Regions from separate parts of the Homo sapiens genome. Here region 2 is linked to region 1. The links are chromatin loops, found by intact Hi-C in ENCODE. Cell type or tissue: Calu3. All regions are shown on one strand.

Evidence for each region. A loop is a pair of places that touch in the nucleus more often than their neighbours do. Peaks named below come from ENCODE experiments on the same cell type or tissue, not always from the same donor. Only the 100,000 strongest peaks of a DNase experiment are listed, where the experiment ranks them.
Region 2: it touches region 1 in a loop (2.4-fold over the local background); 8 of 110 quality-filtered maps call a loop at or near these places.

What each region holds. Positions count from the first base shown.
Region 1 is chr20:58,432,679-58,440,678 of GRCh38, reverse strand. VAPB (VAMP associated protein B and C) reads right to left here. Exons shown (of 6, transcript NM_004738.5): 3 at 5,974-6,077; 4 at 1,654-1,734. Among named protein-coding and RNA genes, the nearest start is that of VAPB, 47 kb to the right of the region's middle. In Calu3, no CTCF peak of the experiment used is centred here; a DNase peak (open chromatin) is centred at 3,178.
Region 2 is chr20:58,247,511-58,255,510 of GRCh38, reverse strand. It overlaps the pseudogene PPP4R1L. Among named protein-coding and RNA genes, the nearest start is that of ANKRD60, 23 kb to the right of the region's middle. In Calu3, no CTCF peak of the experiment used is centred here; a DNase peak (open chromatin) is centred at 3,270.

The DNA.
Region 1 (8,000 bases):
ACTAATACTTCAAAGAAAGAGAAAAAGGGCTGTGTATATTGCACTATCAAATTCCTGCCACGGAAAAATCAGCATACTGTAATTGTGCAAGCTCAGGAATTATTAGCCACAAATTACTGTCACCACAAAGATGTGAACATCCCTAGGATTGCCTTAGTGGGGTTAGGAGGCTTGGGAGAGCATTAGACAGAGGGCGAATTACTTTACCAACTTAGCATTTGGAAGCTGGGATGAAGGTGAAACAAACTCAGTGTCTGCAATGTTTCAATCTTGGGAAGTTACATACTCCCCTTATTTCCCCTGCCAAGATTCAGCTATGATCCCCTCTTGAGATTTACAGGGGATGAGAGCCAGTCAGTGGAGGGAGGGCATGGAAGCACGCAGCTTGTCAGGGAAAGAGTAACTGACGATCATTGGCCTGGAATCTAGCTCTACCCATCATTTTCCAGATGAGAAGAGTAGGCCCTGTGAAGCAAGGCCCCAGGCTACCAAGTCAACCTATCACAGAGCTGAGGCCAGAATACTGCTTTCACAGCTTCCAAACTGACCTTCCTGTGACAGGATGTACACTGGGAAGAGGGAAAAAATGACCACTATCCACTTAAAGAAACAGGGTAATGATAGTGGTAAATGATTCAGCAGAAATAAAATCTCAGGTAGTTTTGACACAAATCAACAGCACTCGCGCAGACCAACATAGATACTGTTAACACAACATTTCAGGGTACTTCTGTTTCCCAACTCCAGCTATTAATGGCTAGGATAGTTTCACATGCTGCATGCTTTCACAGTTTTGGTGTTTTTATAAAAATTAAAATGTTTTCGACTAGGTTGAAGGGAAGTCCAAATTAGCATTTCAGATACAGTCTCCTTTCTTCAACTGGTCACAAGTGAGGATCATGAAAGGTAAAGCGCTCACAGTGGACAGCCTAGAGGATGGGGCTCCTTCCTTCTCCCCACAGGCAACACCGGAATGGGATCACTCTCAATGGGGGTTGATATTGCCCTCCAGGACACATGTGGCAATATCTGGAGACATTTTTAGTTGTCACAACTGGGAAGTACTACCAGTATCAAGAGGGCAGAAGCCAGGGATGCTGCTATTAATAAAACACCCTACAGTACACAGGGCAACCTCCACCACCACCAAGGATTTGCCCCAAATATCAACAGTGTTGAGGCTGAGAAATCCTCATCTAAAAGCAGCCTTTGATTGAAGAGGTAGATAGGGTAAAAGGGGTAGGGAGGCTGACAGGGCACTTTGTAAAACAAGAGAACTTGAAAGCTTCCCACACGTCCATCAACCACCATGATAAAGGGCAAATTGTTCCCTCTTTCACTCTCACCCACTGTTTAACAGCAACCTATACCTTTGCCAGGCCACAGAAGCTCTTCAGGATTTATGACATCTCAATGGCCATCGGGCTGCACTTTTCAAGGGGAAACACTGTCAATCAGTTGTCTTTCCGTGAGTTTTTCAAAGGCTGATTTCATAAAGGCCCACTTATTTGCTGACTTCAGCTTATTTTTTTTCTTCAGACATCAGATAAAGGAAAATAATTTGCCAACTTAAATCTTGGTTTTGCAGGAAATGGTATGCAAATAAGTATCAGCTTACAACATTCAATTATTGTTAACTATAAATATACTTACTGGTTTATCATTCTCTGCTGGCAATTCAAACACACATCTAAGTTTTGAATCCATAAGGTCTTCCGGTTTTGCCTCCTTCCACTAAAACAATTTAAATTTAATAATCAAGATATTATAAACCTGCTGGAAGAATAACTTTCTTCCTATAACTGACAATTTCAGAAAAATACTCTTAATGAGAAAGCCCTGATGTATATCAAATAAAGAACTGAAGTCTGCTGAGATTTCAATATTTGTAACATGACAAGATTAAATACACTCACTTTCTCAAAATATTACACTTCATAAACCCTGAAGTCTTGCTGCCTGACTCCTCAAAGTCAACCAATGCTCCCCATGTTGCTACTCTGTGGGACAGGCCCACCACTGAACAAAAAGGAATCCTCTAAACAATGTCTGGATGACCAGGTAACCTTGGCTCTCCTTATGAAAATAAAACTTGTTTTCAGCTGGGCATGGTGGCTTATGCCTGTAATCCCAGCACTTTGGGAGGCTGAGGTGGAGGGACTGGTTGAGCCCAGCAGTTTGAGACCAGTCTGCACAACGTAAGGAGACGTCATCTCTACAAAAAAATTAAAAAATTAGCTAAGCATGGAGGCACATGCCTGTGGTCCCAGCTACTCAGGAGGCTGAGGAGGGAGGATCACTTGGGCCCAGGAGGTGGAGGCTGCAGTGAGCCATGATCATGCCACTGTACTCCAGGCTGGGGGACACTGAGAGACTCTGTCTCAAAAATAATAAATTAAATTAAAATGAGAAAATGAAACTTATTTTAAAGGCATATCTAGAAAGTATAAGCGCATACTATCTGGGACTAGTTTCAGAACCACTCTGCCAACTACCAACGGAACACATTCATTACCAAATCCCTCCTCTGTCACTGTGGCAGTGTGTGGGCTGTGTCTACCCCAAGACCCATCTCCATCCCTCCAGGCTGTAGTGAGAGCACCTTCCTAGCTAAATCCCATGTCCTAAGAGGATACGCTCCTGATTACTTCTCCTTTTGGCAGCAGAAGATGGGAATTCCAGGGTATTCTAGGATTACAGACCAGGATAGCAGCAAGGTTATGATATAGAAAAAGAAGGCACCCCCACCCTCCATGCCCTCAACCCTTCCCAAAACCATGCAAGAGGCAGCTACTGTAACACAGGTACCAAGAACCAAAAGTGGGAAGCAATCTATACATCTGACCCTAGGGGACTGCCACAAAAATTATGGCAGATCCACTAAACGGAACAGCATGCTGCCACTCAAATGATGCTGAAGAGCACTCAGTTAGATGGAGAAAATGTCCAGAATGTTAAGTGAAAAAATCGCAAAGAATACTGAAGTCTGCTCCTCTGCACACACACACCTGTACACGTGTGCCTACCACATAAGTCAAAAAAAATATCAAGCAAGGATCATCACTGAATGCTAAAAGCACCAGGTGAAAGACTGCTGGCGAGCAGGATATTCACATGGTCTCAAAGTATCAGATGACTCAGAGTATCACAGATTACCTATTAACCACAGGGGCAAATGTGCTTTGTGCTATGACAGTGGAGAGAGCTGGCAGTCACCATCTTAACCAAGTGATCAAACAGCATCACCAACAGCGGAACAACCTGGTATGAAATACCAACTATGGAATATTCTTGCCAAAACACATTTAACTTGAATTTAATCATGAGGAAATAATCAAATAAATCCAGAATACAGGACATTCTGTAAGTCAACTGGCCTGGACTCTTAAAAAAAAAAAGAAGTTCAAAGTTTGGGCAGGGTGCAGTGGCTCACACCTGTAATCCCAGCACTTCGAGAGGCAGAGGCAGGAGGATCACTTGAGCCCAGAAGTTCAAGACCAGCCTGGGCAACATAGTGAGACCCCAACTCTATAAAAAAATAAAAAAATAGCCGGCATGGTGGCATGCCTGTAGTTTTAGTTACTCGAACAGCTGAGGTGGAGGTCAAGCCATGACTGCACCACTGCACTTCAGCCTTGGTGACAAAGCAAGACTTTGTCTCAAAAAAAAAAAAAAAAAAAAAAAAAGTTCAAAGTTTGAAAAACAAAAAGGTTTGGGTGTCCTCTACTAAAGGTCACTTTTGGAACAACTAGGAAATAATGAATATGAATTTATCACATAATAATACTGAATTGAAGTTACTTTTTTCAGCTATGATTAATAGTATCATGACTATATAAGAGACTGTCCTTGCTCTGAAGCATTTAGGGGTGAAGTGTCATAAATTTGCATCTCAAGCAAATAAGAAAGTTTGTGACAGAAAGGAAGCAAATGTCACAACATGTTAACAAATGTAAATCTAGGTAAAAGTTATATGAGTGGTCACCATGCTATTTTTTCAACTTTCTGTATATCACAATAAAAAGAAAAACATTTTAAAATAAAGAAAAAGCAGGCTGGGGCAGTGGCTCATGCCTGTAATCCTACCACTTTGGGAGGCTGAGGTGGGCAGATCGCTTGAGTCCAGGAGTTTGAGACCAGCTTGGGCAACATGGAGAAAACCTGTCTCTACAAAAAAATTAGCCAGGCATGGTGGTGCGCTCCTGTGGTCCCAGCTACTTGGGAGGCTGAGGTGGGAGGATCACTTGAGCCCAGGAGGTGGAGGCTGCAGCGAGCTGAGATCACTCCACTGCATTCCAGCCTAGGTGACACAGTAAAATCATGTCTCCAAAAAAAAAAAAAAAAAAAAAAAGGAAGAAAAACACAAAGCTCTCATTTCTCATTAATGATGGTTAGGCCTAGTAGAAAAGAACTATGGGTCACTTTAAATTTTTTTCATTTGTGTATTTCCAAAATTTCCCACAATGTACATTTTATATAAAAAAAATTTAAACTTATATCATCATACAAGGAACTAAAATGACCCTTTACTAGATATGCAGTGACTGGCCTATTACACACTCTGATAAGCAAGTGTCAGACACTGGACCCACCAGGCACTTACACAGGCACACTTCATACTCACCACTGTGTGAGCTGCATTTTTATCCCTATTTTACAAATGATCAAAACCTCAACAGAGTTAATAAAACCTGCTCCCAGCCACAACGTCAGTAAAAGGAAGAACTCAGCTCGAAAACACCCAAGCCCATGCTCTTTTCACTATGCCATGCAGCAGAAGCCAAACAGAACACACCCTTGGATCTTCCATTATTTTCTATCTGCCATGTTTCTTTGATCACACAAATTAACATGAAGTAACACATCATGTTGCAGAAAATCAGAGAAAGTTTTCATAAGAATTGTTCTTATGAAAAGAAGACAGCCTATTATCACTGATCTCTCTAAAAGTCAAAAATATCTGGCCTCCTCCTTCATTTTCTGCCTACAAGTGAAACATCAGCGGAGATGCTTCTCCAGAACTTAAACAAAAGGCTATGTGGTGACATAGGGCATGGGGTGGTCTTGGCCTGAGTTGCCCTTGGTATGAAACTCAGACAGAGGAGAACTGCAGTATGGTGTGATGAACAGCGGACTCAGGTGGGCAGACCTGCCGTGGATGACTCGGGGCTCCCCTTTGGGCGGGCCAAAACTGGAGAGCAATGCAAGTGGTATGAGGCAACCCTGTCCTGCTTTCCTGAACTGTAAGGACAAGCGCATCTGTCCCTGCTGGGGCTGTGGGTTGTATTGTAGATTTCAATTCAACTCCCAGCCCCAGAATGCCAATGGACTTATTCAAATGTATAAAAAGCTCGTTTTGGAGGGAATGTCCATTATACTCTTTTTTTTTTTTCCAAAACCATCACTAACATCACTTATTTCTTTTATAAAAATGAAGTCATCTTAATTTTATCAAAATTAGAGAAAAGTTAAACATAGATTTAAGCAGGGGGGAAAATAAATAAGCATATTTACTAGAACAAAGCCACAAACATGTATGTCTAAATGGGTGAGGACATTCAGCACTGACACTCTCACATGGCTCTTGAGTTTGTGGGGGATGAGAAGACAAGTAAGAAAAAGGCGGGACAATGAAAAGTATCCTTTTCTGTCGGGGCAGAAAGGAGAGGCGAAAGAAGGCAATCCCTAACCATGCAAGACACCATCCACCAGTGCAAGGAGCTGCTGAAGCACACTGAGCTCAGGAAAGTCAGAAAAGAACAGCCTTCTAGAAAGTCACAAAAAATGTTAAAATTATTCCTCAAAGTTTTAGAAAAACCATAAAGGTAGATAAAGTACAAACCTCCTTGAAAAAAAACTATTCCCTTTTAAATAATTTTGACATATTTTGAAATGCATGCACCCACAATTCCATATCTAATTGGTTTTTTAAATTATTGTTACTGAAAAAAATAAGAAGCATTCAGTACTTACTACTGCTTCCATATCTGAAGTGTCAGTTGGAGCAAACATAGACTGAACCATAAACTTGTGTTTACTTTTCTCATTGGGATCATAATCGAAAGGCTGTAACATCACTGAGAAAGAAAATATTTCATTAGGAGGGTCAGAGCTTGGTTGTCAGTGCCATTTATTATGCTAATACTTGTACTTTGGTTGTAAAGCAATTTACCGGCATTCTCTTATGTCTTAGGATGGACGCCCCTGGTGAAGTAAGCAAGGATGACCAACATCTCCATTTTGCAGGTCACCAACCTAAGAGCCACAAAATCACGCATGACAGAGCTGGGAATAAGGCCGAGGACCCAGTCTTCTGATTCCTAGTCCATGGATCTTTCACTACTGCAAGCCTACCGTAAATGTCTGCTACAGGCCTTACAGAATTGGGAAACTGGGTAGCAACACCATCTGCCTGTTTTGCTCAAGAAAACATATCCAAATGATCTCTTCAGGAATTAAATAGAATAATCTAAGATGTTTAAGAACATTTAAGGAACTGTTGTAGCTTCTCTCCAACCCATTTCTCATATAGCTAATCAAGGTAATCCTTGAAATACAATTTTGCCAACATAAAGCTAGAAAATTTTTACAATCAGGACACTCACACAGCAGGGAAAACGGTATCAGCTTATACTCCCCCTTTTTTTTCCCTAAGAACCTAGAGAAATCTCACACAGAGGATCCTGTGGATGAGTCACACCCACTGCATGGAGGGAGGTGCCTTCCTACCCCAAGTGGCTCCCTTCAGCCTACTTCCTAGAGTACAGCTGGGCCTACTCCTATCAAATGATGGCTGCTTTAAAATATGTTACTTTGCTACAAGGCTTTGGCTAACCCACACATCTAGTTAAGTTCCCTGAGACAACTTCACATGCAGGGAAAGCCTACTGTGGCCTTGACCACAACAGTGGGCATGGACTGAGTATCTCCATGTGCCAGAAACTGGGCTCTGTCCCTTAGGTTTACCATCATCTCATTTAATCCTTAAAAAGTAGGTACTATTGTTGGGGGAGAGGGGCTATTCTGGTGTCTACTTTTCACATGAAAAGAATGAACACAGAGAGGTGAATTTGCCCAAGGTTACACCTTGGTGGAGTGCAGACTCAAACCCAGGCAGTTGGTGTGGGGACCTAAGTTCACAGCCACCACAAAGGACTGGTGCCTTGTCCTCTGACAGTACAAGTCTTATGCTTCTCACCAGCAGGGCTTCTACCACCTTTCTGCTGGGCCCTCATCAGCATTCTCTTGCCTTGAAACCCCAACTTAGGACTTCCCAGGTGCTTCCTCTAGAGCCACACAATCAACCACAGCCAGCAGCAGATAGAAAGCAGGATAGCCGTGGTCTACAAATGAAGAATCTGGGATTCCACAAAGTGAAGTGGCTCCCTCAAAGTCACAATGTTAAGAAGTGGCAACACTGGGACAAAGAGCCAAGACTTGACTACAAGTGCAGTCTAGCACCCCTTTCACCACACTAGTCACTCCAATATGAGCTAGATTTATATCTGGCACCCAGGCCCCACGACAAAGCTAATGGAACCATTCACAAAACAGGATAGAAATACCAACCTCCCCCATCCATCTTAGGGATGCAGTAGCACTCTTCACCATGGGAACAGAGAAAGTCCACTGAGACCTAACCATGCATTGGACTTAAATGCACTGGTGTCCCTAGTCACCCAGACAGCTTCACTGCCCACAAGACCCACCTGAAGGCCCTGAGCTACAAGGAAGCCTTGCTGGGAGACTTCTTCAGGACAAAATTCAATAACTGTCAGAGAGTAAACCTTTTATCAACATAACTCTTTCTCTGGCATCACTGAGCTGGCAAGAGCTGACCTTTCCTACAGACAGACCTGGAACATTTACCGACCTGGGCTTGACACTTAACCTCAGGGACAAATGACCAGACTGGCAGGTCAATGCTTTTTCTGAAAGCCAAATTCCCAATGTGTTTTTTTCCTGCCCCTAAGATTGCAATAACGAAAACACACATTTTA
Region 2 (8,000 bases), 190 kb after region 1:
TCCTCTGGGATCCCCCTCACATATATGTAGTTTAGCAGTTAGCCAAAGATTTAAGCACATTTTATGCACAGATTTTGGACCTTGCTTGCAAATCTCTCCTGTTGCAGTGTATCTTTTAAGAGTAGCCCCTCTTCCAGTTTCTGCCTTTTGGTTGCTTTCCGCTGCTTTCAAATGGTGTTTTTTTTATGTTTTGTCAAGATTCTATAATTTTTAGCTTCAGGAGGGTTAGTCTAACTTAGACTTTGCTATTACCAGAAGTCTTGGTTCTTTTTTATAGTTTCCATTTCTTTGATAAGATTCCTAATCTGTTCATTCATTGTGGCCCTGTTTTCCTCTTTGTACTTGAGCATATTTGTAATAGCTGCTTTAAATTCCTTTTAAAGTCTTCTAATTCTAATATCTGGATTTTCTGTGGGTGTTTTTTCTGCTGACTGATATTTTTCTTGACTGTGGGTCACATTTTCTTATTTCTTCTCATGTCTATAGATTTTTCATTTTCTATTGTATTTTGTTGAAACATTGTAGAAACTCTGGATTTTGTTGTTTACCTCTAGAGATATTGACTTTGTTCTAGAAAGCAGTTCAGATTCTGTTTTTCCTGTAGTAGGCAGCAGCTGAAACAGCTCACTTCTTTCATCCTTAAGTTACTGTTTCTCTATGAACCTCACCATCTCCCCTGTGCATGCCCAGTTCAGAGATCAGCTAAGGATTAGGGTAAGATTTAACCACAGATTTTGGAGCTTTCCTTTCTTTGGCTCCCTCCTTCCTTCACAGTAAAACTGTAGCTTTAAAAAATTTATGTATGTATATATGTATTTATTTCACTAGCTTTAGGGATACAAGTGGTTTTTGGCAACATGGATGAATTGTATAGTGGTGAAGTCTAGGATATTAGGGTACGCATCACTTGAGTAGTGTACACTGAACACCAATAGGTGGTTTTTCATTCATCACCCCATTCTGACCCTCTCCCCTTCTGAGTCTTCAGTTTCCATTATATGACTGTATTTGCCTTTGCATACCCATAGCTTAGCTTCCATTTATAAGTGAGAACATGGGGCATTTGGTTTTCCATTCCTGAGTTACTTCACTTAGAATAATGTCCTGCAGTTCCATCTAAGTTACTGCAAAAGACATTATTTTGTTCTTTTTTATGGCTGAGTAGTATTCCATGGTATATATATATATACCACATTAAAATATATATATATATATATATATTTTTTTTTTTTTTTTCCTTTTTTTGAGATAGCATCTTGCTCTGTTGCCCAGGCTGGAGTGCAGTGGTGCAACCTTGGGTTACTGCAGCCTCAACCTCCTCGGCTCAAGTGATCCTCCCACCTCAGTCTCCCAGGTAGCTGGGACTACAGGCGTGTACCACTACACCCAGCTAATTTTGTTTAGTTTTTGTAGAGACAGGTCTCACTACCCAGACTACCACATTTTCTTTGTCTTCTCATCGGTTGATGGGCACTTAGATTGATTCCATATCTTTGCAATTGTGAATTGTGTTACAATAAACATATGCATACAGGTGTCTTTTTGATACAGTGATTTCCTTCCCTTTGGGTAGATACCCAGTAGTGGGATTGCTGGATCGAATGGTAGACCTACTTTTAGTTCTTTGAGAATTCTCCGTAATGTTTTCCATAGAAGTTGTACTAATTTATATCCCCACCAGCAGTATATAAGCATTCCCTTTTCACCACATTCATGCCAACATCTATGTTTTTTGACTTTTTAATAATGGCCATTCTGGCTAGGGTAACGTGGTATGTCAATGTGGTTTTAGCTTGCATTTGTCTGATAATTAGTGATGTTGAATTTTTTTTATATGCTTCTTGGCCATTTGTATATCTTCTTTTGAGAAATGTCCTATTCATATCATTGGCCCACTTTTCAGTGGGATTATTTGTTTTTTTCTTTGATTTGTTTGAGTTCCTTGTAGATTCTGGATATTAGTTCTTTGTTGGATGCATGGTTCGCAAATATTTTCTCCCATTCTGTGAGTTGTCTCTTTGATGACTATTTCTTTTGCTGTGCAGAAGCTTTTTAGTTTAATTAGATCGCATTTATTTATATTGGTTTTTGTTAAATTTGCTTTTGGGGTCTTAGTCATAAATTCTTTGCCTACACCAGTGTCCAGAAAGAGTTTTTCCTAGATTTTCTTCTATAATGTTTATGGTTTCAGGTCTTAGATTTAAAATCTTGAGTAGATTTTTGTATAAAGGGAGAGATAAGGATCCAGTTTCGTTCTTCTCCATGTAGCTAGCCAGTTTTCCCAGCACCATTTATTGAATAGAATATCCTTTCTCCAGTGTATGTTTTGTATGCATTGTGAAAGATCAGTTGGTTGTAAGTATTTGGCTTTATTTCTGGGTTCTCTATTCTGTTGCAGTGGTTTGCTTTTATACTATTACCGTGGTGTTTTGGTTACTATAGCCTTGTACTATAATTTGAAGTTGGGTAATGTGATGCCTCCAGATTTGTTCTTTTAGCTTGGTGTTGCTGTGGCTATTCTGACTTTTTTAATTCTATATGAATTTTAGGATTTTTTTTCCTAATTCTGTGAATAATGAATTGATATTTTGATAAGAATTGCATTAAATCTGTAGATTACTTTGGGCAATGTGGTCATTTTTATGATATTGATTCTTCTAATCCATGAACATGGGATGTATTTACATTTGTTTGTGTCATCTGTGATTTCTTTGGGCAGGGTTTTGTAGTTCTGTTTGTAGAGATCTTTTACCTCCTTGGTTAAGTATTTTATTTTTATTTTTTGTAGCTATTGAGTTCTTGATTTGATTCTCATCTTGCTCATTGTTCGTATAAAGCAGTGCTACTAATTTGTATACATTGGTTTTATAACCCAAGACTTTACTGAATTCATTTATCAAATCTAGGAGTCTTTTGGAGGAGTCTTTAGGGTTTTCTAGGTATGAGATCATATCATCAGCAAACACAGATAGTTCCTTTTTTCTGGTTGGGATGCCTTGTTTTCTTTCTCTTGTCTGATTGCTCTGGCTAGGACTTCTACCTGTTGCTTTTGCTTGAGGTCTAGCTACCCTGTATAGCCATGTAGAACGGGAAGTACCCTCAGGCAAAAAGCAGCATAAATGCAAAATTTAATCTTTTTTTTTTTTTTTTTTTTTTTCTTGTAAGGGTCTAGTCTTTAGTTTCTCCAGAATGTGATCATCTTCCAGTGCTTACCATGTCTTGCTGTCACTGGATGACTCACCTCCCCACTGTTTGTGTTTAGTCATTCTATTTAACCTCTTGCAGCATTTCCCCATCCGGAAACATGAGGATAAATAATGCCCATGTCATAGGATTCTTGGGAAGGTAAAATGAGCCAATGCACATACATTTTTGTTTGTTTGTGTATTGGGCACAAGGTGGGGACCTGGCAGATTGTAACTCTTGAGCTTCTGACAAACAGTTACCTGAGTCAAACTGGAGAAATGTTGGGCCTTCTGTTGATCTTATAACTTGACAAAACTCAAAAGAAGGTGTTTTTTATTTTTCCTTCTTAGGTATGTTGGGAATATTTTGAATATTGGCTTTTGGAATATATCTTTAGTGCTACATGTGACTTACATGCTTTGACATTTTAAATGATTCGATTTTTTAAAAAAATTTATAGATAATCTGCAAAATGGCTTCAATGCTGAGTAAGAGTACCGTTGAACGCCTGCTACTCCCCCGATTCTGTGAACTGTGTGGTGACAGGAAGCTCTTTCAAGTTCGGAAGGTAGGAATGTAAGAATTCTAAAACTCTTAAAGTTAAAAAAAGTTCAAAATTGATTTTTCTAAAGGTTTTGGACTTCTTCAGTAGACATAGTCTGGGGGAAAAATGTGTCCAGTGTGAACTATGTAAGGAAAATATCTGAACAGCGTTGCCAGTTTTTACTGCAGTTAAGAAATGCGTAGAGACCTGGAGATAAAGAGTCTGTATGACTAGACCTGTTGCCCTCAGGCACAGGGTGAGAGTTAGGGGACCTTGCTGGTTTATGGTTAGATGCCCAGGCTTGCAAGGTCTTTGATTATCTGTGGTGATTTGATCCAGAACCTTCTTATCTTTGCTATACCTTCCAACCCCAAATTCCCTTTTAGTCACTTGTCACTTGGTTGTCAAATTCTTCCTTTTGAAGTTCGTTACCATCCTTCCCTAAACAGCCTCACCTTGCACCTTGCTGTGTAACTGGCCATCACCCCTCTGGTCTCTGTTCATGATACACAGGCAGAACAGCAGGTCTCCTTTACCATGCAGGGAATGTTAAGGGGCCTCTTTTGCCTTATCGCTAACATGCATTCTGTATCAAGATCAATTAGGAGCCAGAAAATCTTAGAATTTGGCACCTTATTGTAAATCTTCTGTTTTTGATGCAATGGAGGCATCTGGCGTTGTGCTGTATGGGCGATGGGCTTGGGAAAGGCTCGTTAGCTGCCTGACTAGCGGGGTAATTGCTCTCAAAGTTCCTGCTTGTTAGTTTTTACAATTTGTTAAGACAAAAAGAAAGATAAGAATAATGGATATGCCTTTTGCCTTTTTAAGGTTTGTGCTGCAAATTTTGGTGATATTTGTCATGCTGTTGGACAAGAAGCCACTGAGAAATTTTTGGTATGTGACATTTTGGCCAATTGTAATTGTTGATTTGCTTCTTAATGCACTTTCAAAATCACTTAAGTTTTGTATTTATGAATGGCAGCTCAATTTTGCATTTGTTAATTTCAAATTTCATAACTTCTGAAGCTAACATTTTCCTAAGCATTAGGTAGCTGGTCTGTGGAATGGGCTGGAAGCAACCCCCATCTTTTTTCCGGTGGGCTTGGCTGTCTCCTCCTTACAAGTCACTTTTCCCTGCCTTCTTCTCACTGTCCAAGTTGCTCTCTCTCTTCTCTCTCTGCTGCTCTTTCTAGAACACCACTCTACCACCTCACTCCTGGGCCTCAAAACCATTGGGATTTTTTTCTTGGTTTACAGGTTAAAATCTAGAGCCTTCTGGGCCTTCCAGGTCCCTTCGTAGATGCCTTTTCTGCCTCACCTCCAGTCCCCTTTCTCAGTTCTGAACACTACCCTGGCCTCGGTGGGTCTCACCTCTGGCCATATATCTGAAGCCTGGGGGGGCCCAGGCATCTGCATTTTTGATAAAGTCCCACATGATTCTGATGCATAGCAGAGTAGAGATCCACTTCCCTAAGCAGCCAGGTGACTTCAGCATCCTTGAGACTTCTTGCTCTTTCGTACCTCTGGGCCTGTGCTCACTAAGAGCATCTTCCCTGCCTGGTGGGACCCTCCTCACACTTCCAACCCAGCTTGAATTGCCTCTGTGAAGTTCTTTCCTTGTCTAGGCTGACCTACCTGCAGTGCCAGAGAGAATCAGCTTCTCCCTTCTCAGCTTCCTGGTAGCATTTGTTCAGAGGAGCTGAGGAGCTTCTTGAGGGCAGGGACCGTGTTGTGTTCATCCTTGTTTCCCCAGTGTCTACCCCGTCAGTGCCCGGCCCCTAGAGAACCTTGCTCCATAAGCATTTGTCAGTTTTATTTGACAGAATATACTCCTTGTATGGGTGAGATTTTGACCTCAAAAAGTTTAATCTTTAAATTGATTTTTAAATTTAAGTTCAGAAGCTCATTTTATTTTGTTTAAAGTATAAGCCATGTCAGCACAGTTCTAACCCAAGAATAATTTTTAATGGGCTGTTGCTTTGAATATATAGTGAATTTTTTTTTTTTTTTTTTTTTTTTTTTTTTTTTTTTTTTTTTTTTTTTTTTTTGTGAGACAGAGTCTTGCTCTGTCACCCAGGCTAGAGTGCAGTGGTGTGATCTCGGCTCACTGCAACCTCTGCCTCCTGGATTCAAGCTAAGGCTGGATCCTGCCTTAGTCTCCTGAGTAGCTGGGATTACAGGCATGCACCACCGTGCCTGGCTAATTTTTGTATTTTTAGTAGAGACAGGGTTTCACCATGTTGGCCAGGCTGGTCTCAAACTCCTGACCTCATGATCCACCCGCCTCGGCCTCCCAGAGTGCTGGGATTACAGGCGTGAGTCACCACGCCCATCTACAGTGAATGTTATCTTCTACTTAATATATCTGAATGAAGAATGGCAGTGAGTAACATGCTAATCATTTGTAGGTAGATATTGGCATGATTATATCATATTCCCATTTGCGAAGCATTTTAGGCTATTTTACATTAGGATATTAAAAACAAAGCCCTTTTAAAGGATACACTTTAAAAGGGGATGTAATCATGACCTTTATAGAGATATGAAATGAACGTATTTCAAAGATTTTATTTAACTCATTTATTAGTGAGGAAAACCAGTAAGATATTACAGCCAGTTTAATGGAGAACTCAAAGTACTCATTTATAGTCAGAGCAAGGAATATCGAAGTGAACTTACAAATGAATTCAAAACTGGTCAATATCCAGGGTGATAATTGATTACATTTCACTGGACACAATTTGCATTTCTGTTGGCAGGAATTATTTGCATTACTATCAGGTTTTAGCAACCTACCTTCTATCACTTCAGAGTTGTAAAATAGCTAGGCAAAGACAGTGATACCTGGGTGGGTGAGTTAGTTGGGACATCTACTGTTTCAGAGTCTTTCACAATCTTCTCTACAATTTACCTAACAAATATCGGTCATTCTGCCCTTTTTGGGATTTTCTCTATTATCTGTTAAAGGTAACCAAGTCATTTACTAAAATTAGGAGGTAAAAGAAATGTTTATTTCTTCCACTTCTCATAATATCTGTTTGTTTCAAATGATTCCTTTTAGACCAGTATGTATTTTCCTTTTCCTTGTCATTAATTTCTGCATATGCCTTCACTGCTTCATTAAAATAGGTTCCAGCACTTTGGGAGGCCAAGGTGGGCTGGTCACTTGAGGCCAGAAGTTTGAGACTAGCCTGGCCAATGTGGAGAAACTCCATCTCTACTAAACGTACAAAAAAATTAGCCGGATGTGGTGGCACATGCCTGTAATCCCAGCTACTCGGGAGGCTAAGGCACAGGAATCGCTTGAACCTGGGAGGCGGAGGTTTCAGTGAGCCGAGATCGCGCCACTGCACTCCAGCCTGGGCAACAGAGTGAGACTCTGTCTCACAAAAATAAATAAATAAATAAATAAATAAATAAATAAATAAATAAATAAATAAAAAAAACAGGTTCTGCTCTTCCTCAGAGTCTCCGATTGGAGTAGCACTCTTTTGTTTGTTTTGGCAGATCCCAAAGTTCTTTGAGCTCTGCTCTGATGCTGTTTGGGGCATGCGGAAAGCCTGTGCAGAATGCTTCACGGCTGTGTCGCACAGCTCCTCCCCTGGGGTCCGCAGAACCCAGCTCTTCCCGCTCTTCATCAGACTTGTCAGCGACCCCTGCCGATGGGTGAGTGCCAGCAGCCCTGTCCAGACACCAGCCTCTGTTGACCAACTGAACAGCTACGTCTGGCTTCCAGGCTGGGATTCACTTCTGGGCTTGTAACTTTGTATTTTGTCCCTTCAGTTACTGATTGCCATAATCACATTTAGACCTTGTGAGGTCTCAGGGAAACTAAAATCTCAAAAGCTTGGGGTGAGTTAAGAAGGTGAGGTACACCGTACCATTTATAGTGAACGAATATCATGAAAATCATAATTGAGAAAGAAAAAACTATGTAACTGAACTGTTACCTTTTCTGTTGCTATCATAAACATGTCTGTAATGATTAATAAGGCCTGTTCAAATACTTGATATAAAATGTATTATTCATATAAAATTAATATTCTGGAAGAATGAAAACAGTATAATGGGGCTAAATTTTTCCTTACTTTCTGTTGAATAATAGTATTTGGAATTTAGGGAATGATTTAGAAAGCAATAAATCTCCATAGATGTAATGTGGTGGAGAGTAGCTTGTGTGGTGTCCAACTATCTGTTTCAGCCTGGGCTCAGTCCTGGCCACCGCCGCTGGCCGATGCTGCGTTCATTCACTGCACTGTTCTTTCTGGTT